2 separate regions of the Homo sapiens genome follow, and region 2 is linked to region 1. A link is an interaction called in ENCODE POLR2A ChIA-PET data of the cell type or tissue named here. Cell type or tissue: A673. All regions are shown on one strand. Links, peaks and the distances in the headings refer to the core of each region. The heading gives the core; the rest is flanking DNA.

What was found. Peaks named below come from ENCODE experiments on the same cell type or tissue, not always from the same donor. Only the 100,000 strongest peaks of a DNase experiment are listed, where the experiment ranks them.
Region 2: POLR2A ChIA-PET joins it to region 1 with 5 read pairs; 3 of 35 experiments call an interaction of 5 or more read pairs at or near these places.

Annotation. Positions count from the first base shown.
Region 1 is chr13:24,412,315-24,428,015 of GRCh38, forward strand. PARP4 (poly(ADP-ribose) polymerase family member 4) reads right to left here. Exons shown (of 34, transcript NM_006437.4): 33 at 14,152-14,284; 34 at 8,617-9,000. The coding sequence ends at 8,805. Among named protein-coding and RNA genes, the nearest start is that of LINC00566, 89 kb to the left of the region's middle. RefSeq lists an enhancer at 7,299-7,804. In A673, for the core only: no CTCF peak of the experiment used is centred there; no DNase peak of the experiment used is centred there.
Region 2 is chr13:24,282,581-24,298,281 of GRCh38, forward strand. It overlaps SPATA13 (spermatogenesis associated 13), which reads left to right. Exons shown (of 13, transcript NM_001166271.3): 5 at 1,555-1,691; 6 at 3,634-3,813; 7 at 4,185-4,370; 8 at 6,419-6,598; 9 at 8,072-8,304; 10 at 12,159-12,288; 11 at 14,783-15,155. Among named protein-coding and RNA genes, the nearest start is that of C1QTNF9, 19 kb to the right of the region's middle. In A673, for the core only: no CTCF peak of the experiment used is centred there; DNase peaks (open chromatin) are centred at 10,111 and 11,341; H3K4me3 peaks cover 1,783 bases; H3K27ac peaks cover 3,306 bases.

The sequences.
Region 1 (15,701 bases), core at 4,068-9,067:
CTTTAAAGAATCTGAATGTCAATTTTTCTTAGTATTGCAATTATATTCTCCCCACATGTTGCCTTTTAAATTTGATTGTGATTTATTTTGTTGTACAAAAGTTTGTAAATTTTTGTTTTGTTTTGAGACATGATCTCGCTCTGTCACTCAGGCTGGAGTGCAGTGGCACGATCTCGGCTCATTGCAGCCTGAACCTCCCAGGGCTCAAGCGATCCTCCCATCTCAGCCCCTCTGAGTAAGTGGGACTACAGGCGAGCGTCACCATGCCTGGCTAATTTTTGTATTTTTTATAGAGACAGGGTCTCACTGTGTTTCCCAGACTGGTCTCGAACTCCTGGACTCAAGTACTCAAGTGATCCACCAACCTCGGCTTCCCAAAGTGCTGGGATTACAGGCATGAGCCTTCATGTCTGGAGAGAAGTTTGTAATTTTGAATGTAGTAAAATTTGTTCATCTATGTGTGTGTATGTATTTCATGCTTTTCTGTCATGTTTATGAAATTCACCCTTATACTGATGTAGTAAAGATATTCCACATTTCTTAAAAAATATTCAAGTTCCATTTTTAGTATTTGGGTCTTTAATCTAACTGGAAGTTGGGGGGGAAGTATTTTTTTTCATATGGATAGCCAATTGTCCTAACACCATCAATTGCATGCTAATTTGTTCTCCATTAATTTGTAGTCCCTCTCAGTAATATACCAAGTTCCTATAAATATTCAAAACTGTTTCTAAGTTCTCTCTACCACACTTTTGTAATTATTGTAGCTTTATAATATAGTTTGATAAAGGCAGAATTGTCTTGCTCTTCTTGGAACTTTATTATGACATTCAATTTTAAAATCATTTTGTGAAGTGCCATAATAAAACACTTGTAGGATTTTTATTGGAACTACATTGAATTTATAGATTAACTTGAGAGAACTGACAACTTTGCGATATTGAGTTGTACATGTGAACCATCTTGTTCATTCTTTAATAATATTTTATACTTTTTTATCATGTCTTTGCACATCTTTTCAAAAATTCATTCCTACACAAATTGTGACTGAAAATGGAATCTCTTTTTTTCTATTACATTTGAGTTGTTTCCAATTTTTACTGTGAGAAATAATGCTGCTTTTTTTTTTTTTTTGAGATAAAGTGTCCCTTTGTCACCCAGGCTGGAGTGCAGTGGCACCATCTCAGTTCATTGCAACCTCTGCCTCCTGGGTTCAAGCAATTCTCATGCCTGAGCCTCCTGAGTAGCTGGGATTACAGGCGTCCACCACCACACCCAGCTAATTTTGTATTTTTAGTAGAGATGAGGTTTTGCCATGTAGTCCAGGCTGGTCTCGAACTCCTGACCTCAAGTGATGCGCCTGCCTCTGCCTCCCATAGTGCTGGGATTACAGGCATGAGCCACCCGGCGCAGCCCAATAATACTGCTTTTAAAAATACACGTTTCTTGTTGCACCTGTGGCCACATTTTTGTTGAGTGTATACCTCAGACTAAAATTGTTCTGTCTTAGGGTAATGAATCTTGAACTTTACTTGATAATGTCACCTGTTTTCTAAAACAGTTGTACCAATTTTTACTCCACTGGTATTGTACACTTCAAGCATTCCATATCTTCCCCAATATTTGCAGTTCTGAGTATTTTTATTTTTAGCCTTTGGGTGTTTGTGTGATGGCATCTTATGGTGGTGATCATTTGCATTTCTATAATTACGAATAAGATTGAGGAAGTTTTCTTAAGATTATTAAGTATTTGGATATCCTTTATGTAAAGTAACTTTTTAATTTTCTTAACCATTTTTCTCCTGGATTATTCATCTTTTTTCTCCTGATTGTAGGAGTTCTTTATGTATTCTGATTTCAGTTTTGTTATTGGTCATAAATGTATTTCAAGAAAGCTTTTCTGCTCTGTGATTTGCCTTTTCTCTCTCTCAGGAGTATCTTCTGGTTAACAGAAGTTCTTAGTTGTCTTACCATCATAGGTATCATGCTTTCCCTTTATAAAGTTTGTATTTTTGTGTCCTGATTAAGACAATTCTCCTTGAGTTTAAAGGACATTTTACTACTATATTTTCTTCTAGAAGGTTCATTCCTTTTAAAATTGATTTATGTGTGCGATGTGAGGAAGGCATCAGGTTTCATCTTTTTCCATGTATGGCTATCCAGTCATTCCAGCACACTGGTTGAGAAGATTTTCATTTCTTTACTACCCTGAAGAACATGAATCTGTTTCTGACCTTTCTATTCTGTTCATTGATTTTTCATCTTTGTGCCAATAGCACAACTATTTTACTGTTGCTTTCTAATACGTCCTCATTTCCAGTCATGTGAGTATAATCATCTTTTTCTTTTTCTTCACAATTGTTTGGGTGTTTTAGGTCACCTACTTTTCCATATAAATTTGGAAATCAACTAGTCAAATTACACACACCGGATAGAAATTTGTTTGGAATTGCATTGAATTTATAGACTGGGGAGAATTGAATCTTTACAACATTGACTCATCCCACCCATGAACAGAGGTATTCTCTCATTTAGTTAGGTCCTCTTCAGTTTCTCTTTACAATGCTTTCTCGTTTTCTGTATAGAAAGCTTGCATATTTTTGGTGAGATTTATTCCTAGATATTTGATATTTTATGGTTATTTAAATGATATCCCTTTAAAAATATTTTCTAAATGTTTTTTGTTGTTTTAAATACAGCTCATTTTATTTATTAATCTTGCAATTAGCAACTTTCCTAAACTCATTTTTTTTTTTTTGAGGTAGGGTCTCTTTCTGTCACCCAGGCTGGAGTGCAGTGGCATGATCACAGCTCACTACAGCCTCAACCTCCCTGGGCTCAGGTGATCCTCCTATATCAGCCTCTTGAGTAGCTAGGACTGCAGGCAGGTGCCACCATGCCCAGGTGATTTTTTTTATTTTTTTGTACAGATTGGGTTTCGCTATGTTGCCCAGGTTGGTCTCAAACTCCTGGGCTCAAGTGATCTGCCAGCCTCAGCCTCTGCCTCCCAAAGTGCTAGGACTGCAGGCCTGAGCCACCATGCCCAGCCTAAACTCACTTATTAGTTCTACTAATTTATCTATAGATTCTTTTGGATTTTATGGTACATGATTACATCATATAAAAATAGTAAATTGTATTTTTTCCATTTCAGTCATTTCTCTCCCCTAGCACTGGCTAGAACCTTCAGTACAGTGTAGAATTAGAAGTGGCAATAGCAGCCATCAACATATAGTTCCATTCTCCAGGGAAAGGCTTTCAACATCTCCCCAATTGCTTTACGAGTGTGTGTGTGTGTGTGTGTGTGTGTGTGTGTGTGTGAGCTACCATTTATCAGATTAAGAAATTTCTTGGCTGGGCACCATGGCTTACACCTGTAATCCCAGTACTTTCAGAGGCCCAGGATGGGCAGATCACTTGAGGCCAGGAGTTCGAGACCAGCCTGGGCAACATGGTGAAACCCTGTCTCTACTAAAAAATACAAAAATTTGCCAGGTGTGGTGGCACATGCCTGTAATCCCAGCTACTCCAGCTGAGGCATGAGATTCACTTGAACCCAGGAGGCAGAGGTTGCAGTGAGCCAAGATTGCACAGTGCTCTCCAGCGTGGATGACAGAGTGAAACTCTGTCTCAAAAAACAAAACAAACAAAAAGAAAAAAGAAATTAGTTTGCTAAGAGTTTTTTTTTTTTTAAATCATGAGTGGATGTTGAATTTTTAAAGATTTTTCTGAATCTTTGAGATGATGTGGTTAATTACATTGATTAAGTGGTAAACCAACATATTCCTGGAATAAATGTAATTTAGTTGTGCTTTATTATTTTGTTAAATAATTATTAAATAATTTTATTATTAAATTGCCAGATTCTGTTTGTTAATATTTTGTTTAGGATTTTCAAATTCATGTCATCTGGGAGAGTGGTTATAATTTTCCTTTCTCACAGTTTTTTCAAATTTTGGCTTCATAAAATGAGTTACATTTCATTTTCTCTATTTTTCTTCTCTGGGTAAATTTATGCATGCTGATTTTTTTCCTTCTTAAGTGTAAAGTGAAATTCACCAGTGAACGCACATTGGCCTAGAGTTTTCTCTGGAGAGAAGTCTTTAAATTATGGCTCAATTCCATATATAGAATGTTTTTATAATTTTATTTCTTTTGCCAATTTTGGTAGATTATAGTTTTCCCAGCATTTGTCCATTTAATCTAACTTTGCAAATGTCTTGACATCAAATTGTTCACAATATCATTTTACCATTTTAATGTCTACAGAGGTGTTCCCTTTTTTATTCCTGACATTGCTTTCTTGGTGCCTTCTCCCCTTTTTTCTTTTGATTAGTCTCACCAGGGATTTATCAATTTTACTAGTCTTTTAAAAGTACCAAATTTTTGGCCTTACTGGTGGTCTCTATTTTTTATTTCATCAATTACTATGATATTTAGTATTTTCTTCTGTAGTCCTTGGGTTAATTTGTTCTTTTCCTGACTTCTTGACATGGATAATTCTTAGAGTGTCAACCACTCTCTTTTCTATTTACCATTTAAGGCTACAAGTTTTCCTCTAAGAATTGCTTTAGCTTCATTCCATAAATTTTTATTTGTATTGTTTTTATTTTACTTAGTTCAAACTATTTTCCAATTTTGACTGTGCTTGTTTTTTTTTTTTTGACCCATGAGTTATGTAGAAGTATACTTCCTTATTTCCAAACATATGAGAATTTTGTTTTTAAATTTTTGATTTCTGATTATATTGTGTTGTGGACACAGAACATACTATGTATTTTTTTCTTTTAGTTCTTTGAAATTTGTTTAGACTTGCTTTACGGCCCAGAATATGGTCAATACTGTCAAATGTTTTCTGTACATTTGAAAAGAACATGTATTATGCATTGTTGAGAACAGTGTTCTATGTACATCTATTTGTTAATTATTTTATTTAACCCTTCTATATTCCTACTGATGTTCTACTTTTGTTTGATTGAATTTTAATAATGTAATTCTTTCCTTCTCACCCTCTATCATTACCTTCAAAGTCATATACTCATTTTCTGTTTTTAGTAATTACTGTAAAGATTTCAACCGCATCCTTGACTTAGCTATTATTTTTTGTTTATGTTGAGCCTGCATCTAGAAATCTTCCTAAACTCTCTCATTAGATTAAGGAGCTATTCTGTAGACTTACTTACTATACTGACTTTCTACACTGTTTAGGCTCTGTAGTATATTGTTAAATGGAAGCAAAGAAGAGAGGACATTTTTGTTTAATTCCAGGCTTTGAAGAAAATGCTGTCAATATTATGTCATTAATATGATGTTCCTGGTAGGTATTTGGGTAGATTCTCTTTGTTGAGTTAAGGAAGTTTCCTAGTTGTTGTTAATTTTTAAAGTCACAGGTGCAGGCTGAATTTTAGTGAATGCTTTTTCCTACACTAATTGAGATAATTGTAAGGTGTGTCTTCTTTAATTGATGAATATGATAAATTGCATTAACATAGATTTCTGATATAGGATGATTCGTATTCTTTTATTATGTTTTTTAATGGGCAAAAGACTTTTATTCTTTTTGAGCTTAGATTTTTGGTATAATTTAACTTTTAGATTTGGAAGTACATATGCAGGTTTATTGGTAATATTGTGTGATGCTGAGGTTTGGGGTGTGAGTGATCGCATCACCCATGTACTGAGCACAGGACCCAATAGTTAGTTTTTCAACCTGTGCCCTTTTCTGCTGTGCCCCCTCTAGAACTCCCCAGGGTCCATTATTGCCACCTTGATATCCATGAGCACCCATTGTTTAGCTTTCACTTATGAGTGAGAGCATATGGTATTTGGTTTTTTGTTTCTGCATTAATTTTCTCAGGATAATGACTTCCAGCTGCATCCATGATACTGCAAAGGACATAATTTCTTTTCTTTTTTCTTTTTTTTGAGATGGAGTTTCACTCTTGTTGCCCAGGCTGGAGTGCAATGGCATGATCTTGGCTCAGTGCAAACTCCACCTCCCAGGTTCAAGCGATTCTCCTGCCTCAGCCTCCCAAGTAGCTGGGATTACAAGTGCTTGCCACCATGCCTGGGTAATTTTTGTATTTTTAGTAGAGATGGAGTTTCACTATGTTGGCCAGGCTGCTCTTGAACTCCTGACCTCAGGTGACCCACCCGCCTCCGCCTCCCAAAGTGCTGGGATTATAGGCGTGAGCCACTGCGCCCAGCCGTGATTTTAATTTTTTTATGAGTGTGTAGTATTCCATGGTGTATATGTACCACATTTTCTTTATCCAGTCCACCATTGATGGGCACCTAGGTTGATTCTATGTCTTTCCTATTGTCAATGGTGCTGAGAAGAGCATACAGTGCATGTGTCCTTTTGGTAGAACTTACTTTCCTTTGGATGTATACCCAGTAATGGGATTGCAATGTCAAATGGTAGTTCTATGTTTTCATATGTTTGTTGGCCACTGGTATGTCTTCTTTTGAGATGTGTACGTTTATATCTTTTGCCCATTTTTAATGGGGTTATTTGTTTTGAAGATACAATCAATTTATGATCCTGGGAGAGCAAGAAGCAAGGAGCCAGCAAGTCTGGACACATTCCAGAGGCCACGAAGGGTTTTATGCCCTGAGCCCTGGATTCCATCCAAGCCACGAGGGGTTTTATGCCCTGGGCTTAGGTTGTAGTGCGGCAGGGCAGCCTTCCACTCTTAAGTACAGAGCTTGGTGTTCCATAGGCCACAAGAGGTTTCAAACTCTGGACCCAGGACATGTTCCAAGACTCTTTATATTATGTCAGACTAGCAAGTGTTGCCTCAGCTTTTCGCCCAACAATTGGACTGATGAGATGCTCCACTGTGCCCAAGCATCATGGGTTCTTAGAACAAGGCCCTGCACGCACCAAATATGTTCCTGTCACCACAGTCCACTAGCCCTTCAACTATAAATGTGCACAGGAGTCGCCTGGGGGCCTTGCTAAATAAAATGCAGCTTCTGATTCAATAGCCTCGAACAGGACCAGAGATTCTGCCTGTCTTGATGAGCTCCTGAGTGAGGGAGACAATGCCAGTCCACAGACTCACACTTTGAGATACAGCACCTGGGCCACTGTGTTCAAATATGCTTGATAACCTGGAACACCTATTAAATATCCAAGTTGCCAGGATTTTCTTCTGGAAATCTTGATTCAGCATGTTTTGGATGGAGCCTTGGACGTTTGGGAAAACTAGAATTTCTTTCTTTCCCTTTAGACAAAAGTCAACTACTGCTGAGGCACGGGCTTAATAAATGTTGACTAAAATATCCAACTCAACGACCAATCCTGTGTAATTTTCAAACTGTGTCAGTAACTTGCTGGGTCCAACCTCCATACCCTGGCCGTGTGACGGATGAAGAAATGCACTCAGACACAGGTATCCCATGAAACAGCAGGCTAGGGGACCGGCAGCTCCCAGACACTGAGGAGGGTGCTGTAAAGAGTCAGCAGCTGTGGCCCTGACAGGCTGGGGCTCCAGGCATTTATTCAGTACAGATTTAAGGACAAAGGTCTTAAGTAAACACCACTAGAGGGTAATTAACATTGCTGACCTCCCAAGTAGACGGCAGTCACGTGCCTGCAGATTATCAAAGGTTGATCTTAGGACCACATGAGTAAACAAGCCATTTAGATAAACTCCTCTACATTCCTATGTATCTACGCCCTGAGCTTTTAAGAGAATTCAGCTGCCTTCAGCCAAATCTTTTACTGAAGCTATGCAAACCTCCTGGCCTTCCAAGAAGTTTTGTGTCTGTTTCCTACAACTTAATTTTTATAATTTCTCCCACCACCCTGACAGATCCCCTACAAAAGATCATGTTTCTTCTCAGATTGCTCAGTCCAGCTGAGCCAGCTTTCCACTGGACTCCTGAATGTGAGAAGGACACAGGCTCCCAGGACTATCCAGAAGCATCTCTCATCACCTTAAAACTCTGAAACACCGGCTGGGTGCAGAGGCTTATGCCTGTAATCCCAACACATTCAGAGGCTGAGGTGGGAGGATCGCTTGAGGTCAGAAATTCAAGACAAGCCTAGGCAGCAGAGCAAGACCCCATCTCTACAAAAAGTACACCCCAAAATTAGCTGGGTGTGGTGGCACATGCCTGTAGTCTCAATTAATTGGGAGGCTGAGGCAGGACTATCCCTTGAGCCCAGGAGTTTGAGGCTGCAGTGAGGTATGATCGCACCACCACACTCCAGCCTGGGAGACAGATTGAGACCATCTCTAAAACAACAACAACAGGCCGGGCACAGTGGCTCACACCTGTAATCCCAGCAATTTGGGAGGCCGAGGCGGGTGGAACACCTGAGGTCAGGAGTTCGAGACCAGCCTGGGCAACCTGGTGAAATCCCATCTCTACTAAAAATATAAAAAATTAGCAGGGCATGGTGGCAGGTGCCTATAATCCTAGTTACTCGGGAGGCTGAGGCAGGAGAATTGCTTGCACCAAGGAGGCAGAGGTTGCAGTGAGCTGAGATCACGTCATTGCACTCCAGTCTGGGCAACAAGAGCAAAACTTTGTCTCAAAAAAAAAAAAAAAAAAAAAAAATACATAAAAAAATCAACAAAAAAAATGAGACACAGAAAACTGAAATATTTTAAGTTTCATTTTATTATTGCTTGTTAGTTGATTAAAGTAATTCTTCTTCCACTTAATTTTTAAAGACAGTAATTGCTACACTGAATGAAACCTTAATGAAGTTTCATTATAAGTATCTATTATCATTTGATTATTTTCTACATAGAAGCATGCAAAAAGTTTAAAATTCAGTTTCATTTGACTTAGCCTTGACTGTAATGGAGGACTCTATGAAGAGGGGACACAGTGCTTATGGGCTGGAGTCCCAGCAACTGCTTGGTGGCAGAGTCCCAGTCGTTCCCCAGTTCAAGCCGTGGGCAGATAGATGGGTACTGTCCTTCAGTTCTTCTTACCCATTCACTTGCTTGCTTTATTGCCTCAAAAGCCCAGGGAATATTCCTAGATTAAAAAAAAAAGTTTCAGATTTCAGAATATAACATGTGAAATGTAATGTGGTACTAAACCCATCACATTATATCAGACAAAATGATTCTGCCAAAAATTAAGATATTTAATAAAAGCAGTTTTCCTTGGCATCTTACGGAAGTTCTTCTGCCCGTCTGACCTTGAGCTTATGCACTGCATTGTCAAGTGCCCTGTGCCCGCCACCTCCTGGCTTCCACGTGCCTCCAGGCATCCCTGCTGCCTGCAGCACAGCTCACGTTCCAGCCGCTCTACAGTTGTTTATGGTTGTCCCCTTTCCACGCTTCTCAGTCTAAATCCTATCCATTCTTCACGCACAAACTCAAGTACTATTTCACAAATGAGGCTTCTGTTTCTCTCTCCTTCCCACTGTACTGACTTGATTAGGTACCTTCAGAATATCTGAGAGTCCCCCATGAAACTGGCATACATTCAGTTGTGTCACGTAAACCAGGAACAACTTGGTAGAATAAGCATATCGAGTCAAGTCTGTGTCCACTAAATGGTGTCAAATATTTGAGACTGTTGAATATTCAAGTCTATTCAACACTCAGAAAAATTCTGAGGTTGTTCATTAATATTAATTAGCTACTTCCTCATTTGTTCTGTCATCTGCTAGAACTTGTTAGTGAACAAGGGGCAACATATACCAAAGTTCTTCAGAAAATTCTATGGGGAAACTTAATATTTTGAAAATTCTCTCCCTGTTCCTGAATTTTCCCTGTGAACTGGGAAAGGGCCGTCAGTATAGCGTGGTGGTTAAGAGCTGGGTTTGAGTCCTGACTCTGCAATCACATGATATTGGCCATGTGATACTGTGTGGCTTTCATTCAACACTGGGAATCTCAGTTTCCTCAATTATGAGAATAACCTGAGGTCCTATGGGTTTGTGGTGGAAATCAACAAAGCTTACAAACTTAACATGCTTACTAGTCCCTAGTGCACAGTAGGCACTCAATAAATGTTCGCTGAATGTCATGATACTAAATCATGATGAACATACTAAATAAGAAGCATGCCCAAAGTGGTTAAAAGACCAATGTTTCCTAGTAAATATTCATCTACTGATAGTTACTAACTGCTGAAAACAACAAAACTGGCTTTGAATATTTTTACTGATTGGCCTCTACACTTTTTGGTTCACATTCCGCTAGCAAGAAAATCTTGTGCCTACACCCCCATATAATGTGCTCTTGCATCAATGTTATGTACATCCTGAAATAGAAAATATAGAACAAAGTTTCAAATATGCAATAAACAGGAAATAAAAAATATTTAATTTTTTTTTTTAGATGGAGTCTCACTGTGTCGCCAGGCTGGAGTGCAGGGACACGATCTCGGTTCACTGCAACCTCTGACTCCTTGGTTCAAGTGATTCTCCTGCCTCAGCCTCCTGTGTAGCTGGGATTACAGACACGTGCCACCACACCCAGCTAGTTTTTGTATTTTTAGTAGAGACGGGGTTTCACCATCTTGGCCAGGATGGTCTCAATCTCTTAACCTTGTGATCTGTCCGCCTCAACCTCCCAAAGTGCTGGAATTACAGCTGTGAGTCACCGTGTCTGGCCTAAAATTGTTTGTCTTATGTACTCAAGTGCCAACAAACCATTTTGCTAGCACAGTAGCAGTAATGGAGTAAGAGCAATATGCTGGAATATACTTGATCAATTTTGAAAATCTTTACTTTATGATATTACAGTTCAAAAGCAGGTTCAAAGTTTATACTTGTTTTAACAGCTATAATATTAATAATTGGCAATGATCTAAATAGAATAAATGCGTCTTTGGATGTGCCTATTAAGTCAATACTAATTTTTTAGTCCCACCTCCTAGCTGTTCAAAGTGTTTTTTCTTTGATATTTATTTAATTAATCCTCTTGGCAAGTGGCACTGGTTTATTTTAAAATAAAATACAAAAAATAGGCTAGTGTAGTGGCTCACTCCTGTAATCCCAGAACTTTGAGAGGCCAATGCAGGCAGATCACTTGAGGCCAGAGTTCGAGACCAGCCTGGCCAACATGGCGAAACCTCATCTCTACCACAAATATAAAAATTAGCTGTGCACACCTCTAATTCCAGCTACTCAGGAGGCTGAGGCACGAGAATTGCTTGAAACTGGGAGGTGGAGGTTGCAGTGAGCCGAGATCGTGCCACTGCACGCCAGCCTGGGTGACAGAACGAGATCTGGCCTCAAAAAATAAATAAATAAATAAAAACAAAACAAAAAAAAAGAAAACTCCCAAAATAGAAAAACAAAATAAATTCTCATCTTTCTTGGCAAACTAATGAGAAGGTATTGCTTTTTAAAAAATGGAAGTATAAATTACATATAGTAAATTATGATTTTCTTTTTTTTTCAGACAGGGTCTCGCTTTGTTGCCCAGGCTGGAGTGCAGTGGCACGATCACAACTCACTGCAGCCTCAACCTCCTGGGCTCAAGCAATCCCCCCGACCTCAGCTTCCTGAGTAGTCACACACTACCACACTCGGGTAATTTTAAATTTTTTTGTGGAGACAGGGTCTTGCTATGTGGTCAAGGCTGGTCTTGAACTCCTGGATGCAATCCTCCTGCCTTGGCCTCCCAAAGTGCTGGGATTACAGGTGTGAGCCACCGTGCCCAGCAATGCCTGGGTAATTACAAAAAGTTTTTTGTAGAGATGGCAGTCTCATTGGTTACCTAGGCTGGTCTTAAACTTCTGGGCTTGATCTTGGTGGGCTCAAGTGACCCTCCCGTCTCAGCCTCCTAAAGTGCTTGGATTATAGGCATGAGCCAATTTGCCTAGCCCAGAACTTCCTGAACACCTGTTTTGTGTTTGAGAACTTTTTCTTAATCATGACACTTAAAAAATAATTATCAATATTTCTTTAATATCATAAAATATCCAGGTAGTGTTTAATTTTTCCTATCTCATTTTTTTAAATGCAGTGGGTTTTGTTTGTATCAGGACCTAAACAAGGTCTACCCTTGCTTTTGGTTGATATGTCTCTAAAGGTTTATTTACAGGTTCTGCTCCTCAACCTTTTTTTTCTATTGCCATTTATTTTTCTCTTGCCATTTATTTCCCCACATTCCAGACTTCGCTGACTGCATTTCCATGGTGTCAAGTAACATGTTCCTCTATTCTCTGATCTAATTCAAGTTTAGAAATCAAGGGGTTTTGTTTAACTTCTTTGATTTTATACATATTAGTTTCTAACAATATTAATATCTACCTTCCAAAATAACAAATCAAAAGTATTATTAACACCATGACTACTCCCAGTGAGATTTCTTTGTAATATTTTTTAATCCTTAGGTACTATCCCACTAGAGAGATATAGTCAAATTATGTACTTTTTTTTTTTTTTTTGAGACGGAGTCTCACTCTGTCACCCAGGCTGGAGTGCAGTGGCACGATCTTGACTCACTGCAAGCTCTGCCTCCCAGGTTCACGCCATTCTCCTGCCTCAGCCTCCCCAGTACCTGGGACTACAGGCACCCGCCATCACACCTGGCGAATTTTTTTTTTTTTTTGTATTTTTTTTAGTAGAGACAGGGTTTCACCATGTTAGCCAAGATGGTCTCGATCTCCCAACCTCGTGATCTGCCCACCTCGGCCTCCCAAAGTGCTGGGATTACAGGCGTGAGCCACCGCGCCCGGCCAGTACTATGTTTTAAATTCACCTTAAATTAATTCCCAGGATGGGCACAGTGGTTCATGTCTGTAATCCCAGCACTTCAGGAGGCTGACGCGGGAGGATTGCTTGAGTTCAGGAGTTCCAGACCTGCCTGGGTAACATGGCAAAGCCCCTTCTTTACAAAAATACCAAAATTAGCAGGGCGTGGTGGTGCACACCTGTAGTCCCAGTTACTCAGGAGGCTGAGGTGGGAGGATGGCTTGAGCCCAGGAGGCGGAGGTTGCAGTGAGCTGAGATTGCACCACTGCACTCCAGCCTGGGCGATAGAGCCAGACTTTGTCTCAATAAATAAATAAATAAATATCAATCTTATGCATTATTATGTAAAATATTTACACAGTTCCAAAGTCAAAACTGCAAAACAAAGCACACTAGGAGAAACCTAGCTTCTATCTTTGTCCCCTCTATCAAATCCCCGTAGCAATAATATTATTAGTTTGATTAGTTTTCCCCTTATCTTGCCTTTAAAAGAACATAAGCCAATTACATGTGTATGTATATGTGTATATGTGTATGCATGTGTGCATGTGTGTGTGTGTGTGTGTGTGTGTGTATATCTATATCTATATCTATATCTATATCTATATCTATATATCTCAGAGGGATCCTACTCTGGTCTTGACCCTCTTGCCATGGGGTGGGGGGTCTGTAGGGACAAGAGAATATGCCCACCCCAGAGCCCATATCCTCCTTTTTAGACCCTGCAACTCCAGCATCCCTGACCACATGGCCCTGAGTCCACTTCCAGGGTCTTCCCTGGTCTGTCATCCTGAGTTTGAACAGTGTTGCCATCTCACTGGTGCTACAAGGTGGCTGGTGTGAGGGGGCACTGGCATGGGGTCTGGATGGCATTTTGATGGGTGGGGTGGGGTATTCACGTTTGCAGGCAAACCCTCTTAGGGTGCTGGGGGTCAACCAAGGGCCGAATTTGAACCTGGCCTTCCAGGTGGTTATGAAGTTGTATTTGCCAAGGGAGGAGATTAGAACACATTTAATCTAATAGTTTGCTAGTTTGATTTATAACCTTTAAACACTTGTTATAAACTACAAAGTTATAAACTTTAAATACTTGTATTGTATTCTTGTCCCAGGCCCTGCCATTGTTGGGAACAGGGCTGGGCCCAACAGTCACATTGTGGGTCTTCTGGAGGCACCCAGGATCAGCAGACTGCAGTGAAGAGTACCACATCCAGAGCCCAGAAGCGCCAGCCTCCAGCGGGAGCTGCACTGAAACTCTTTGAGCCCATTTCCTGTGCAGCCCAAGGCACAAATACATCAGCCCTGCCCGCCACAGGAGACTATGGGCAAGCTGTCACCTGCAAACAAATTCTCTTGCTACATACTTATAGTGTACACATGTAAGATAATTCCCTATAGCTGTTTCTAAGGTTTATTAAATAAATAGTTGAAAATATAAATAAGTTGCATAATACTATAGTTAAAGCCACCTGGAAATAGAAGCGTCATCCATTTTCATCAGTGATTTGAACACTATTCCCTCTTTTTCCAACCTGGTGCGAATAAACTGTAGTACCAGCATTGTGGCAATTAGGTCCAGGAGACATTCTCTTCCTTTTACACCTAAAAGGAAAAAAACTCCGTTAAGTCTGTTGGAAACTCTGCATCTCAAACTGTGCCTGTTTATAAAATTCTCATTAAAGAATTACAATACGCCATCTGGCTAACACAATGAAACTCCATCTCTGCTAAAAAAAAAAATACAAAAAATTAGCCGGGGGTGGCAGGCACCTGTAGTCCCAGCTACTCGGGAGGCTGAGGCAGGAGAACGGCGTGAACCCGGGAGGCGGAGCTTGCAGTGAGCCGAGATCACTCCACTGCACTCCAGCCTGGGCGACAGAGTGAGACTCTGTCTCAAAAAAAAAAAAAAAAAAAAAAAAAAGAATTATAATACGGTTAAATCACAGTACATGAGCAGATCGTGAAACTCTAATACTCTTCAAGGTCCTTAAATGGTTTGCTGTTTAAATAAAAAATGAGGACAGTTAGACCCGTGTGCCTATGATATTATCCTGATCATTGTCAGGAAACTGAACTGTATCCAGAGTGCCCCTCACTTGCCATCTTCAATAACCAAAGAGCCATGAAGTTCACTAAAAGAAATCCAGTTTTTAGGCTCCTGTTACAAATAGCTTAGAAGAGTAAACCTAAATATTCAACAGATAAACAACAGATATGACTAATTACACTGGTGTATCAAATTATTTCTAGTGGTTAGTACCTATAGGTATCCAAGATATTTTACTATATTATGAAATATCAAAATTGAAAAATGAATGTTTACATGTGTTGAACTCAATTAACAACCCATTTTCATTTTAAAAATCCAAGCTTCTTTTTTTTTTTTTTTTTGGAGAAGACAGGGGCTCACTCTGTCATGCTGGAGTGCAGTGGGTGTGATCAGAGCTCACTGTAGCCCCCAACTCCTGGACTCAAGTGATCCTCCTACTTTGGCTTCCCAAAGTGTTGAGATTATAGGCAAGAGCCACAACACATAGCCAAAAAATGGTTTTAGGGAAGAAAAGAAAAACCCAAATCTTTGTCTTATAATTAAGAATATACAATTACTTTTTTTGAGTAAAGACAAAAGGACTTGGCATAGTATGTACATATCTGCATATACACCATTAATTTTACATCGTTGAGGTAGCCAAAACTGCTCGTAAGTGGGCTTTTATTAAATAATATAATGTTCTTAATAGAGGAAAAAGGAATTGAATACATTTTTAAAAACAAAATAACAAAACCAATCCATTGTCCCACAAAAGAAAATCAGTGGAGACAAAAGCAGTTTAATTTGCTGGATTCTTTTGTGGCTTATTTTTTGAGTATTATTTACAAAATGTTAGACTAATTTTTAAGCAATATTAATAATAAGCAACATACAACTCCAAGAATAATATAATAAATAATAAACTGATGAAATACCTAATGTGTATCAGCGTCATTTAAAAAACAAATTCAGAAGGAGAGGGGATGA
Region 2 (15,701 bases), core at 7,163-12,162, 130 kb before region 1:
GGGCAGCTCTTGTTGCTGCCCACTCCCACTAACCTGTGTTCTCCCCAGCTGGCTTCCCTGGCCCCAGGCTCTGCCCCAACAGCTCTTCCTCCACGTCGTAGCAAAGTCTGTCATTAGCCCAGCCCTCATCGTGCGGGACACCATCACCACAGTAGCACTCTCTGTGGAGTTCCAGCTACTTGTCAAGGATGCTAAAAGTTTCACCTGCATTCTGTGGCCTGATTCTTCAAAAAGAAGGACATGAAGCTCAGAGAAATGCAGTCACTTGATTTAGGTCCCATGCCCACAGAAGGGCAGGACCAGAATTCAGACGAGACTCTGTGACCCTAAAACCTCTTCTCTTTCTGTCATATGAGGGGACTCTACTTAGGTCCTGTGGCTTCCTTTCTCCAAACCCTGGAACAGCAGCCCAGGATGAACTCTAGCCTGTGAGACCCTTCTGTGTGCCCCCGATCTTTGCAGTCTTGTCTTTCATGAGATGTGCAGGGAGTCTGTGGAGCATGTGCTTCGAATCAAGCCACCTGTGATTTGCAATCGGGCCATCGCACTGTTCTGAGTCGCCTGCTCCTCTTCCAGGAAGCCTTTCCCTGACTGGGGAGGATCCCTTCCTCTTTAAAATCCTGCCACTTGCTTCAGACTCTCCCTATTATATTTCCACTTCCTGGCTGCAGTCATCAGAATTCGGGTTTTATTGCATCCCCTTAAAGACAAGGGTCATCTGTTGTATAGCTTTCTGTCCCCAGCACCTGACAGTCATTCCGTTGGAAAAAATACTGATAGATTGCTTCTTGGACTTTTGGCTAAGATCAAGTAGAGAAACAGTGATGGAGACATCCCTGAACTTGCACAGGAGGACTGAGGCCATGAGTCTGAAAGAAGAGACTGCTCAGTGACAGATTGTTGGCTTTGCCAAGGGTGGCTCATTTTCCCAAGAAAGAAAATCTGACTAGCAGGGTGGCCAATCTAAAAAGCTGCACCATCCTTAAAAGATCTTTCTCTCTCTTTTCTGGTAAAAGTACTATATAATTCCTCATTCTCATATTTTGAGTTCCAAGCCTTTCAAATATGTACAGAGAGTAAGAATGATGGCACTTTTCTACTCAAGACACTGTTGGGATGTACTGGTTTTAGTAATACTGTTGCCTTGCAGATAAAGGATGGAAGCAGAATATTGGATCATCTTTTTCATCTTTTTTACCTCCTCAGCTTTCCAGCACATTGCTTGGCAGCATTGTTATCTATATTTATGTTGTTAATATCCAGTTTGGAGCACAGACTTCCAACTAAATTACACATAATATCCTGATGGTCTTCACTCTGCAAATGGTATTGTGTTGGCAATACACTCTTTAACATTCCACCTCTCACTTAATGTCACACTTAACTGCAGCTCTTAACTTTGGAGTAATGTAGACATTTTCTAATAGTTTCTTATTCTGAGTAAGATGCAGATGATTACCTTCCCTTGGGAGTATGTTACCAAATTTTTTCATCATATGAAAAAATCTTGTTAGCTGTGTCTTTTAAATCATGCCTTTGTTTTGTATGTTTTAGTTTCTTCAGATGGAGGTACTGAGCCCTCTGCCTTAGTGGATGACAACGGTAGTGAGGAGGACTTCAGCTATGAAGACCTCTGCCAGGCCAGCCCTCGGTACCTGCAGCCCGGCGGGGAGCAGCTGGCCATCAATGAGGTACTGGAATTCCACACGACAGTAGTGGATACGGGATACCTGATTTTCAGGGTCCACAACCACTTCTGACTTTGTTCCCTAGTTCTTCTTTACTAAGCATGTCCGAAAACCTGGAACTCTGATTAAAACAACACTGTGATTCACTTTGGAAGGCCAAGGCAGGTGGATCATTAGTGGTCAAGAGTTTAAGACCCGCCTGGCCAACATAGTGAAACCCTGTCTCTACTAAAAATACAAAAAAATTAGGTAGGCATGATGGTGCGCACCTGTAAACCCAGCTACTTGGGAGGCTGAGGCAGGGAGAATTGCTTGAAGCTGGGAGGCGGAGGTTGCAGTGAGCTGAGAGCACACCACTGCACTCCAGCCTGGGCGACAGAGCGAGACTCCATCTCAAAAATAAAGAAAGAACAACACTGTGATTCTCTGACCTCGTCCAGGAAAATATATGGGATTAAGCTTTCTGGGTAGAGGCAGCTCGTCTTTTTAGGTAAGGAACAGCAGCTCCCCATCAGTGTTCGGCCAGTGCTTTCCACTTGATAAAGAATACCCTCCCCTCCACTATCTCATGTAATTCTCACAACTGATCTAAGAAGCGGACATTATGGTTATTATCCACATTTTCATCAACGCTCTAAGGAAAGATGTCTAATTACTGGCTGGCGAATGGCAGAGCTGGAGGCACCCATGTATTTCTCCCTCCAAATCTGGTGTTCCTTTGGCCACCCTGCAGCTTTAGCTTTTTTTTTAGGAAATCATTCTGGAAGATACCTCCAGCTTTTGGCATTCTTGAGCAGAACGTGTGGAGCATAACTCCTTAGTGAGTCAGCGTCTTTACTGAGATGGCCAGTGATGTGTATCGTTGGGCGCTAAGGAGATGGGCAAAATCACCTGCTCCCGTGGCCAGGGGATGGAGGAGCCACATCTGTTCCTGACTTTTTAATTGTTAACGATCTCAAGATCATGCTATGTTCTCTTCAATTGCTGTAAAGTGTAAAGTTAGATGCAAAACTTACTCGAATTGTGAATAAAGTATGAATGATCCACACTGGAGGGAGATGTGAGGGACTTCCAATAGCATATGTGCATAACTTTAGTAGGCTTGGCTCTGTGACATCTAGTACGGCTGCCAGAAACCATTTTTGGAGCAAATATTTCAGAATTCAAGTTTGCTAGATAACTGACCTGCTGCTAAGTGAGCAGCTAGTACTTTTTTAAAAAGGGGCCTGCCTGCCTGCCTGCCTTCCTCCCTCCCTCCCTCCCTTTTTTCTTGCATTTTGCTCTTGTTGCCCAGGCTGGAGTGCAGTGATGTAATCTCGGCTCACTGCACCTCCGCCTTCCAGGTTCAAGCAATTCTCCTGCCTCAGCCTCCCAAGTAGCTGGGATTACAGACATGTGCCACCACATCTGGCTTTTTTTTTTTTTTTTTTGAGACAGAGTTTTGCTCTTGTTCCCAGACTGGAGTGCAATGGCACGATCTCCGCTCACTGCAACCTCCACCACCTGAGTTCAAGTGATTCTCCAGCCTCAGCCTCCCGAGTAGCTGGGATTACAGGAGCCCACCACCACGCCTGGCTAATTTTTGTATTTTTAGTAGAGATGGGGTTTCACCATCTTGGTTGGGCTGGTCTTGAATTCTTGACCTCAGGTGATCCACCCGCCTTGGCCTCCCAAAGTGCTGGGATTACAGGTGTGAGTCACCACGCCCAGTTTAAGCGCTTTCTTTAAAAGCAGGTAGAGATGTCCTCCTGACTTTGTTTTTTCTTAGTCTGTTCTCCTGGGTTCTCTTTGTGTAACCAGTCACATAGTCAGTGTGGACCAAATGCCACCAGCATATCCAAGTGAGAGGATACCAGTGTCACCCTGAGAGAGTGCACCTAGTGGCTCCCTCACCATCCCGCCCACTCGTGCTCTATGCTGAGCGCACCCCACTGTCTCCTTTCAGCTGATCAGTGATGGCAACGTGGTCTGCGCAGAAGCCCTGTGGGACCATGTGACCATGGATGACCAGGAACTGGGCTTCAAAGCCGGGGATGTCATCCAGGTTCTGGAAGCCTCCAACAAGGACTGGTGGTGGGGCCGCAGTGAAGATAAGGAAGCCTGGTTCCCCGCGAGCTTCGTCAGAGTAAGTGTGGGGTGCTTGCAGCTTTTCCAAAGTACCTGGGGGAGCTGCAGGATCCTTTCAGGTCAGAACTCGCCTTTTATCAGGTCAGCTCTTTTGTAATTGATATCTGACATGCAAGTCACACCTGTAAGAAATTAGGCTGGGTCGGAGCAAAAATGTTAAAGGCAGGCAAGCGAGTTGCTCGGTGTTTCTCTGTGGTCCTCGTGCCTGCTGGCATAGCCGCAGCCCTGCTGAGGCCATGAGACTCAGGCGAGGGCCAGGCTGCCTTCCTAACAGGTCACAGGAAAGTAGGAACCTGGGAGGTCTCCTGCCTCTGCTCCATGCTGCCCTCCCCTGCCCCAAGTCACCTGTCCCCTGTATGTGGGTTGCAGTTGCGAGTGAATCAGGAAGAGCTGTCGGAAAACTCCAGCAGCACCCCCAGTGAGGAGCAGGACGAGGAGGCCAGCCAGAGCCGCCACAGACACTGTGAGAACAAGCAGCAGATGCGGACCAACGTCATCCGGGAGATCATGGACACCGAGCGGGTGTACATCAAACACCTCAGGGACATCTGTGAGGTGGGACGCCAGGCTGGGACCTCACTGAGGGTCACAGTATGAGGCTGCATGAGGTGCCTGGGCTTTCTCCCCACCTCCACCCCCCGCCCCCCCATCAGGCTCCCACATGTATGCTCATTTCTCCGCCTCTGCTGTCTGCACTGCTAAGTCTGAGTGCTGCGGCTGTCCTAGCTGTTGGTGGAGGTTTTTTAGAGTCAGGGTCTCTTTTCAGAGACAAGGCTTTTCTTAGAGATAGGGTCTTGCTCTGTCATGCAGACTGGAGTACAGTGGCGTGGTCATAGCTCACTGCAGCCTCAAACTCCTGGGCTTTAAGCAGTCCTCCCTCCTCAGCCCCCCGAGTAGCTAGGGCTACAGGCATGCATCACCACACCCAGCTAATTTTCTAAATTTTATATAGAGATAGGGTCTCACTGCGTTGCCGAGGCTGGTCACGAACTCATGGACTGAAGCACTTTTCCTGCCTTGATTTCTCAAAGTGCTGGGATTAGAGGCGTGAGCCAGTGTGCCCGGCCCCTCTCTTAAGTGCACTCTGCAACTATCTCTATCAGGACCTAATTCCTGAGATTATTTGAAAAGAATGGCTTTCATAGAAGGCAACACCCTCACTTGATTTTACAAAGAGTCAAAGGTTTGTCACTATCTGCAACCCCGCTGCATCTAATCACCAACTGACAGATGAGATCCTGAGTCATTTAGACACAGATGGGAAAAAATGCTGGTTTTATATTGGTCATATGAAAGGCTATATTCTATTGTCATGCTATTCTACTTGGCAACAAATTTTATTTTATAGTTTTATCCTGATTTCAGAGAACTTGTCATTAGTAGAGGTGCACCTGAAAGGTTTTGTCTTCCTGTGGTATTTTGTGCTTCTATGGATTGTGTACGAGCATCACACTACACTGCTGTTCGCCCTGTCTGCTCATTACGGCTCTCCTAGCTGTAAATGCTGATATCTGCACTATCAGTTCAACGCTGACCATTCAGTGCTGAAGACAGGTTGAAGTCAGAGAACTGCCCGTTCTCTAATCGGATTAGCCAGCTGTGTGGACATGCCAGTGTTTAGCTTCTTTGTGCCAGCCATCTCGTTCTGTATGAGTGTGTGGCGAAAGAAGCAGGTCTGCAGTGCCATTTAGGGAAATAAGAGGAAGTGCCCATGATTATTGAGCATTGACTGTTTGTCACCCCTCACCTGGATTAACTCAGCTACCACAGCATTCCCCCTGAGCAGGTCCTGTTAGCCCCCATTGCAGATGGGGAAACAAAGGCACAGAGAAGTTAAGTGGTGGGATTGGATTTAAACCCAGGCAGTCTGCCCCAGAACCTATCCTTTTCTGAACTATTACATTATATTGTTTTCCTGTTAAAATTCATACCAAGTAGTCATTGGTATGTGTTTTACTCCATGGTCAGTTTATTCTACTGAATGTCATGATAACTCTTTTTGAGTTAGCTGTTACATGTATGTACAGCCTTTTCTTCTTATCCCACTAGCTCCTACCTAAGCCATAGTATAGCCATGGTGTTGCACATAGATAATTAGTGCAAGCCTCAGATTAAAGACCCACAGATTGATGCTGTCCATAGAAAGGCGGTGCTGGTGGAATCCTTGGGTAAGAGGAATCCTTGCCCTGATGAACAGTGCACAGAGCTGCATGGGCTATTCAGCAAGCAGTGACATTCTGCATTTGACAAGTCTCCTGGGCTGTGAAATGGAATTAGGGTTGGGAGAATGATTACCTGAAGAGTTTGGAAAAACACGTGACGACACCAATTTTTGAGCTCTGGTATTTGAAACTTGTTTCTGGAAACATTATATGGTTTATTGGATCCTAAATCCAACCGCATGAGCCTTTTTGCTTTCTTTTTATTTTAAAACACCTATGGCAAATTGCAGTCATGGAAGTACGATGACCTCATCAGAGACTCATAGAGTCTTTTTAATTAAAATTCATTCCAAGTTCATGGCTTTAGGCCTACAAAAGCTGTACTATTCAAATAATTTATTTGGATTTCCAAATAAAAAGTATTACTTCTGTATTTTGCAGGGCTATATCCGACAGTGCCGCAAGCACACAGGAATGTTCACCGTTGCGCAGCTAGCCACTATTTTTGGAAACATTGAAGATATTTACAAATTCCAAAGAAAGTTTCTGAAAGACCTTGAGAAACAGTACAACAAAGAGGAACCTCACTTAAGTGAAATAGGATCTTGCTTTCTTCAAAATGTGCGTCACCCTTTACTTCATTATTAATAACATCTGCTTACATAATTTTGAAGTGCATCTCCACAGAAAACAGGAGTCTCTTTTGTTTTATTGTTTGTTTGCTAGATGAATCTTCCATAGAAAGGAGATGTTTCTTCTATCTTATATGCTTATCATATAAACAAAATCTGTATAGTTAATCTTGTCTAAATGTCCCAAATTCATTTTTTCAAAATCCTTTTATGTAGTCTGGAATTAGGGGGTTACATTTGGAGTAATTACTTTTTAAAAATTTCTAAGGGTTATGCCATAAGAACTATGGAGTCCTTCCTAATAATATCCAGGAAGTGTCTATTACATTTCAGGCACTGTTTCCAGGGTTTTCTTATATTAGCTTGTGTATTGCTATGAGGTAGATATGATTATCTCTCACTTTCTAGATGAGGAAACTAAGGCCCAGAGAGTAAGTAACCCAAGACCACATACCAGTAAGAGGCATCTGTGAAGGCAGACCCGGGCATGCGGCTCCAGGACGCATGGTTGTGATACTGTAACTGCCTCAGAACCTTCCTGTGATAACATGCATTTATCATTTTTTAACTTATGATTGACTATTACTACTTAACCGCTAAAGGATTTCAGAGGAAGATTTTAGTCCCAGCCCAAATAGCTAGGGAACAGTAAGAGTAATAATAATAACAATGACAGCCTCACCACACCTTCACTTCCTGGGTGCTGGGCTCAGTAGCTGTCTAGAGTCCTCTGGGGCAGATAGATTTTAAGTGGCTGGGCATAATGTTTTTGTGTTAAGTTAGTCAGCTGGAGGCTGGGCCCCATGTGTGACGTGGGCATATCTGGGACATTGTCACAGGCCTCCTTGTGTGGCCTGTGCAGAAGGTTCCTGCAGGAGCCAGCTTAGGACAGGCTGGAGGCCAGGTGGTGGCATGAGGAAGGTAAGTCTCACAGTGAGGACAGGGGAGTACTGCTGCCACCAGGGAAGGGGTCTTGGCGGGCCCAGCCAGGGTGACGGCAGAGAATTGGGAAGAGAGGTATGTTGAAATGGGCATTTTTGAGGAAAACCTGACAAGACTAGTTGTAAACCACAAAGAATAAGCAACGATTAAAACTGCATACATGGTTTTCAGCGAGTTGAAAAAATTTGTGGGAGGGGGACGTTAGAGGCCCTGCTCCCCACCTTCCAGGATGAGCGTGAGGCAGGCTAGAAAGAGACCAGGGTGCTGAGTTCCAGGGCAGCCTCATCCCCAACCCCCTCAGGAGCCTGCTGAAGCACCCCTTCTCGCCGGCCAGATAACGCTTGCGGAAACCATGGCAGGGCAGCTTGGGTGCCAGCGGATTTCATGCCCTGTCCTTCTTGCAGTAGTCCATCTTCCTCCTTTCTAGGAGTGTCCCTTAGAGAGGGCTGGGATGATGCCTGTCTTTGTCATGTCCCAGAGGCACCCCAGAAGCTGACGAAGCTGTACTTTTCCTTCCCAGCAAGAGGGCTTTGCCATCTATTCCGAGTACTGCAACAACCACCCGGGCGCCTGCCTGGAGCTCGCCAACCTCATGAAGCAGGGCAAGTACAGACATTTCTTTGAAGCCTGCCGCCTGCTGCAGCAGATGATTGACATCGCCATCGACGGGTTCCTGCTCACACCAGTGCAGAAGATCTGCAAATACCCGCTGCAGCTGGCCGAGCTGCTCAAGTATACCACACAGGAACACGGGTGAGGGGCATGGGTAAGGGGCACAGGTGAGAGCACTGCTGCCATTACCCGTAGGCAGCTCTTAACTCCAGGCAGTGATAGGTGGGCTTCAGTGTCAGCCTTAACACTTTGGGAGCTCCATGGGAGAAGTTTTCAGGTTGTTTAGAATGTGTGCAATTAACTATTGAAATAGAGTGGTTGAAGAGCCTCCAGGATATCCAGTCCTAGAGCTATGAAGACACAAGGGCCATTCGTGAGCTGTGCCACGAGTGCATGGCGGCTTTTGTTGTATTGTTATGTTGCTTACCTGTATTTTATAAACATGTCTTTGAGTACTCAGTAGTTAGTAAAGACGGTTTCTGAGGGAAACAGACCAGTGTGAATGGAAAGCCATAACTCTGGTTCTCTCCTGTACCCTTGAGGTTGACGTACAGCAGCTCGGCTCAGAGCAGGATTCTTTATGGCAGAAACATTACTTACTAGTGGCTTACCTAAAGTTACTTGTTGTTAAGCAGTCTCTATTTAGCAACCCCTTCTCTATTTAGAAGGGGTGAGGGCACACACAAGCTTGAACTGTAAAAGGGTGTGGATTGTCAGGGGTGCAAACCCATATGGGGCAGCTGAGAAGACCAGGGCATTGGGCACCTGCTGGGCCCTGAGCCGTTCCCTACCCACCGGGGTGCCGACTCTCTGGTCTTCTCCCTGTTCCCTCCTGCTGGGAGCACAGGGCTTCCTTCCATGCTTACCTGAATGCTGCATCTCCCTTCGAGCTTCCTTGGTGCCTGACTAAGCTCTTCTTGTTACTCACACTTCTGTTGTTTGGATCTCGGCTTCTCCTGAACAACAAGCAACAAAATACACTCTCTCTCTGTCTTTATTTTTTTATTTTTTTATTTTTTTTTTTGAGACGGAGTCTCGTTCTGTCGCCCAGGCCGGACTGCGGACTGCAGTGGCGCAATCTCGGCTCACTGCAAGCTCCGCTTCCCGGGTTCACGCCATTCTCCTGCCTCAGCCTCCCGAGTAGCTGGGACTACAGGCGCCCGCCACCGCGCCCGGCTAATTTTTTGTATTTTTAGTAGAGACGGGGTTTCACCTTGTTAGCCAGGATGGTCTCGATCTCCTGACCTCATGATCCACCCGCCTCGGCCTCCCAAAGTGCTGGGATTACAGGCGTGAGCCACCGCGCCCGGCCTCTCTCTGTCTTTATTATCTGCCTTGGTTGTTTCTGGATTCTTCTCACGCCCTTGTTCCCTAGCTATATGATCTCTTCTGGGGGAGCCAAAAGTTACCCTTTGTTTCCTTAATAGCCAACCATCATTTCGTGCATGCACAGAAGCCTTTGTGTGGTTATACATTAGGCATGTCACCCATTCAGCATTGGAATGTGCATGCCCATTTTCCATGCCATGGGAAAATGTCATCACAGCACAGCCCAGCTGTTGGGTACCTCAAGGTAGCAGTGCTTGGCTAATTCTGAGTTCTCACCTGGCCAGCAGGGACAGGATAGTCATAGGGCAACTGCTATGTGCCAGGCTCCAAGCCAGGCTACCCAGGGGCGCAGGGGTCTAGGCTAAAGCTGACTCTTTTAGATGAGAATCGAAACAGGGTCCATGCCCCTGACACAAAGTCTTTAACTGCACCTGCAGCTCTGGAGAGGGTCATCTCAAAGGGTCCTAATGAGAAGAGGAAGAGGGAAGGGATTGTACCAGGAGGAAATTTCTATGGCAAACCACAACAGTTCTGGGTTTCAGCAGCTAAATATCTTCCTGCAGGGAGTGGAGAGTGAATCATTATTTTGTCCTCTCTGCCTCTGAACTCCTGTGGAGAGACAGACTTAAAAAAGGAAACTTCTGGCCGGGCGCCATGGCTCACGTCTGTAATCCCACCATTTTGGGAGGCCGAAACGGGTGGATCACATGAGGTCAGGAGTTTGAGACCAGCCTGGCCAAATGGTGAAATCCCATCTCTACTAAAATGCAAAAATTAGCTGGGCATGGTGGCGGGCACCTGTAATCCTAGCTAATTGGGAGGCTGAGGCACGAAAATCGCTTGAACCCAGGAGGCGGAGGTTGCAATGAGCCGAGATCGCACCATTGCACTCCAGCCTGGGTGACAGAGTGAGACTTTGTCTCAAAAAAAAAAAAAAAAAAAAAAAAAAAGGCGAGGGTGTGGGGAGAGCCTTCTTACAATTAGATTGGAAAGTAAAGAATAAGAGCAGATCACTGAACAATAGACACTAGATATGGGTGTTAGCTAAAGAGTTAGGACTAAAGGAATTAGAAAAAGGAGTTCATTGAAATAGATAAAAGAAGAGAGAGCTATATATTTTTTTCTTTTTCTGATGGAGAAATCAGAAAAGTTCAGTGGAAAAAAAAAAACAGGGAAGTCAAGAGAGCCACAAAATTGAAGAAAAAAAATTATAGTTGTAAATACCTTCTACAGATTTTCAAAGACACTTTTAAGAAAATGTCCTGATGGCATGATGAGGAGTCAGAGCCAAAGACAATTAATAAGAAAATTAAGAAGCAAAGACTTCTTGAAAGACGTGGGCAGGCAGCTTAGTACATTCCGAGATGGGAAAGCTGGGTCCAGAAGTCCACACCTCACTCTTCAGTAGTTGATTTTCTTCCTTTAAGGGCATTTTTCACCAAGAGCATTTGCAGATTTTGGTTTTTTCAAAATAAAAATTAGTTGACATGACAGAAAGTCCATTTCCTTGTCTTAAGTAAAACAAAGCAAAAATTCTTTTAAAAAAACCATTACAATTTAGTTTTGTCCAGAAAAACTTATTTTGCGACCCTTTCTTCATTGCTGGAGGCCTCTTTGGGGGCTCTGTGCCCATTATTTTGGCAGTCCCTGGTGTCATTCTTGCTCCTGCTCTCTGCGCCACTTCTGGGTGTGAATGGGCGTCTCTGAAGACAGCAGGGTCTGCTTGGTGGGCAGTGTCTGGGGACTTCACAGGAGCTGGGATGAATTGTGTTTGGTAAATAGACAATAGAATCTGCTTTCAAGGCTTTCCCATGGCTGCGCAGGAGGATTCTAATTCATTCCAGCTGTGATGGAGTGGCCCTGTCTGTGCTGTAAGTTGCCACGGGAAAGCGGAAAATATAGCTCATTAGCTGGATGGTTGGTCTCCATGGCCCCGCATTATTAACGCTGAGCAAAACCTGAATGGGAAGCTTGCAGATACTGGACATGCTCTGTGCTAGCCTGTGTGTAGATTAAAACTGTAGTTTCTGCTTTTCCGGTGCCTACAGTTTTAGCGGGCTTGGGAGCGGGGCCCTCCTGGGGAGAACATTTTAGCTTGACGTGACTGTGGTGGACGGAAAGCACCAGAAAGGAAGATCTGTTGGTGAGGCGAATGCCATACTGGCATTTCCGTAACTCACCACTTCAGGTGCCTGTCCTCTCCTGTCCTTTCCCGAACAGCATAAAAGATGAAGACTCAGAGCAAATAGTCACTGTTGAAAATGGTTAGTGATTTTTAAAGTACTTTATGTAGCAAGAGTGGTTATATGAGAATCAGAGCCATAATAAAGACTGTTCTTTCTGTATTAATGAAAGTCACCCATTGTCACCGTGACTAAAACTTACTTATTTGTGGCATTTACTGTCATTCATTGTAATTTCTGGGAAATGAGTGAAAACATTTTTATTCCAAAGAATTCTGAATTGCACTGGGTCAGCTCCCTTAATCTATGGCAGACTGTAGTCTATTCACAAGGGAACAAGAAAAAGGGAAACAGTGGCTAATGACGTAAATGTCACTTTGTCTAGAGCATTCGTATACGAAGAAGCGCCCCAGTGGATTATTTTGCCAGTCCTCATTTGTAAGGTGCATGTTATGTGATTAAAATTAACCTCCCATCTTGCAGTGATTACAGCAACATAAAGGCAGCATATGAGGCCATGAAGAATGTGGCCTGTCTGATCAACGAGCGCAAGCGCAAGCTGGAGAGCATCGACAAGATAGCTCGCTGGCAGGTGTCTATCGTGGGCTGGGAGGTAAGTGGAAAGCACCCCACATGATCCCATGCCACTCGCCCTTCCCGCACCTTTGATCTGGTGCAGATGCACTTTAATATCCTGTGGTCAATATCTTATATTCTTGGCTTTAATGGTACATATACCATTAATGGTAAATGTATTTCGAGGCATACTGTTGAATTTAACAGTCGACTACTTTATACCCCACTCCCATAAGAAATAAAATCTGAAGAGTATCTGCAGTTAATTTATTGCTGAGCCTCTCTCTCTCCTCGTAGAGGGAGTACCGTGGGAACAGTAGAGGGCATTTCAGTTGCAGCCACATAACATAGTAGTAGAAGTATGGGGGACTCTGGAGTCCCTGCCCACATGTGAATCCTGTATGATCTGGCCAAGATTAATTTTTTTATCTTATAAATTGGGGAGGAAAATATTACCTACCTCATAGGCTACCGTGAGCATTTTATAAAACAGTACAGGCCAGGCACAGTGGCTCACACCTGTAATCCCAGCACTTTGGGAGGCCAAAGTGTGAGAATCGCTTGAGCCCAGGAGTTTGAGACTAGCCTGGGCAACATGGCAAGACCCCATCTCTACAAAAAGTAAAAAAAATCAGCCAGGCATGGTGGCATACACATGTATTCCTGGCTACTCGGGAGGCTGAGTTGAAAGGATCACTTGAGCCTAGGAGGTTGAGGCTGCAGTGAGCCGTGATCGTGCCCCTGCACTCTAGTCTGGGTGACAGAGCAAGACTCCGTCTCAAAAAAAAAAGGAAAGACCACAAATACAATGCCTGTAATAATGGTCCAACAAATTCTCACTCTCTCTCTCTCTCTCTCTCTCTCTCTCTGTATTCATAAAAACAGTGACAATAGCACCTGTATGTGTTTACCACATGTCTGAATGGCACTGATCTGAGCCATTTGTACATATATGAACTCATTTAATCCTCTACACCATCCTATGAAGTAAGCACTATTATTATACCCATTTAACAGATGGGAAAACTGAAGCACAGAAAGGTTAAATAACTTGCCCAAGACCACACAGCTCAAAAGTAGCAGAGCTGGATTCAAACCCAAGCAGGCACCCTGGCTTCAAAGTCCGTGCTGGTGATCACTGTGCTCTACCGCCATTAAATTAAGAACAACAAGCAGATGCCATTCAGATTGTTTTTAGACCAAGCTACATTGATTTTACATCTATTAATTGGTCAGAACTCACTCTCCCAGAGGACTGAGAAAGTTTGGAGCAAGAAGTTAGGTTTTTAACTGAAATAGGCTATAGGTGGTGAAAATTGGAGAGAAACACATACATTTCAAGGGCCTTATAGACTTCTGGAGTTTGGGCAGGATCTCTGAGAACACTGAGTCCAACTCTTTTATTTCATCAGTGAAGAATCTAGGGCACGGAATTGCTCTGAGCAAGTAAATAGAAGAACTATTTTGGAGTCAGGCTCTTTTGCCTCCAAAAAATATTGTGTGTGACTGGGATTAAGGGAGAATCAAATCTTATTTAACAAAGGCCATTGTCATACCAAATACCATAAAGTAACATTGGATTAGATTCAACCTAAATATAATAAAAGTGTGTTTTTCTTTTTGATTTTGGACGCTGACATTTAGGGGATAATTTGTCAGAAGTTAATTTCTTGCTGACAATTTATCGTCTGGCCTTTTGTTTCTATGACCCTGAACAAGTTGCAATTCCAGGGAGCTGCCATATACTCAACGCAAATAATGTCAGGTCCATAATCACGATACTGTGTCCCCTGCATGAATGCTTTCTCCCATGTAAGCCTGCGTGCTCTCACTCTTGGAGGCTCCGTTTGGGTCAGCTGCTGTTTCAGATCTTGACTGGGTTCCATTAATTCAGCATGCCTCTTACCAGAGGCTTCAGGCTAGGAAGACCCCTCAGCTAACACAGAGGCACTGTCACATTTTTCTAGTAAGCAGGAAAAAAAAAAGAAAAGGAAGAAATTTCAGGCACCAGGAGACCAATAAATCCAGGTTTATTACAAATAACCTTTGAGGCCCTGCCCACCTGTGAATGGGGACAGGTGGTAGGCAGCCTCAGGTACCTAGAAAGTCTGAGAAAGATTCTGTGTTAGGAGTCTCTTCCATATCCTAACACCTGAAGGAATCCAAATTGGGAGTTTGTTTTTGTTGTTGTTGTTGTTTGTTTGTTTGTTGTTGTTGTTGTTTAGAGAGAAGGGTCTTGCTCTGCCCCTCAGGCTGGAGTGTACTGGCGTGATCACCATTCACTACAGCCTCAAACTCCTGGGCTCAGGGGATCCTCCCGCTTCAGCCTCCTAAGTAGCTAGGACTACAGGTGTGTGCCACCATGCCTGGCTAATTTTTAAAATTTTATGTGGAGATGGGGTCTTGCTGTGTTGCCCAGGCTGGTCTCAAACTCTTGGCCTCAACGATCCTCCCACCTTGGCTTCTTAAGTAGCTAGGACTACAGCTGTGGTAGAATTGGAAGGTCTTAAGATGTGTTTTCATCCTTCCAGGGACTGGATATCTTAGACCGAAGCTCAGAATTGATTCATTCTGGGGAGCTGACCAAAATCACTAAGCAAGGCAAAAGCCAGCAGCGGACGTTCTTCCTGTTTGACCACCAGCTGGTGTCCTGCAAGAAGGACCTGCTGCGCAGGGACATGCTGTACTACAAGGGCCGGCTGGACATGGATGAGATGGAGCTTGTGGACCTGGGGGATGGGCGCGACAAGGACTGCAACCTCAGCGTGAAAAATGCCTTCAAGCTCGTCAGTAGGACCACAGACGAGGTTTATTTGTTTTGTGCCAAAAAACAAGAAGACAAGGCGAGGTGGCTGCAGGCCTGTGCAGATGAAAGGAGGCGGGTGCAAGAGGACAAGGAGATGGGTGAGCAGCCCTTGGCTCTGCAGGCACCTGTGCCTCTGCTTGCTGTAATAGCTTCATTCTCCACTCCCATGGGCCTGCTCTGCCCAGCCTTCTCCCTCAGAGCTGAATCCCACCATGGGGAAAGGACAAGGGATCTGCAAACCCTAAATACTTCTGAATGCACTTACAAGACAGACCATGTCAGATGTAGTTACTACCGGCAACATTTATTCAGTATTTACCTTGTGCCAGACATTCTGTGGCCCATTTATAGAGATTGTCTCATTGAATCCCTATGAAGTGGTTGCTGTTATTATACCCAATTTACAGATGAGAAAATTGAGGCTTATGGAACTGGCCCACTCTTGCACTGTGGCCACATAACATTTAAATCCAGCACTTTGGATGCCACATGCAGGGTATGAAGAATAAATAATAAAACCAGTTCAGTGTGACCCCAGAGATGGAACCCCACTATGGTGACCATCACCCAGGCTATCAGAAGTATCACGTGATTCTGGAGGCCTCCCCTTTGGCTGTGCCTGTGCAATACCTTCAGTGTTCTTC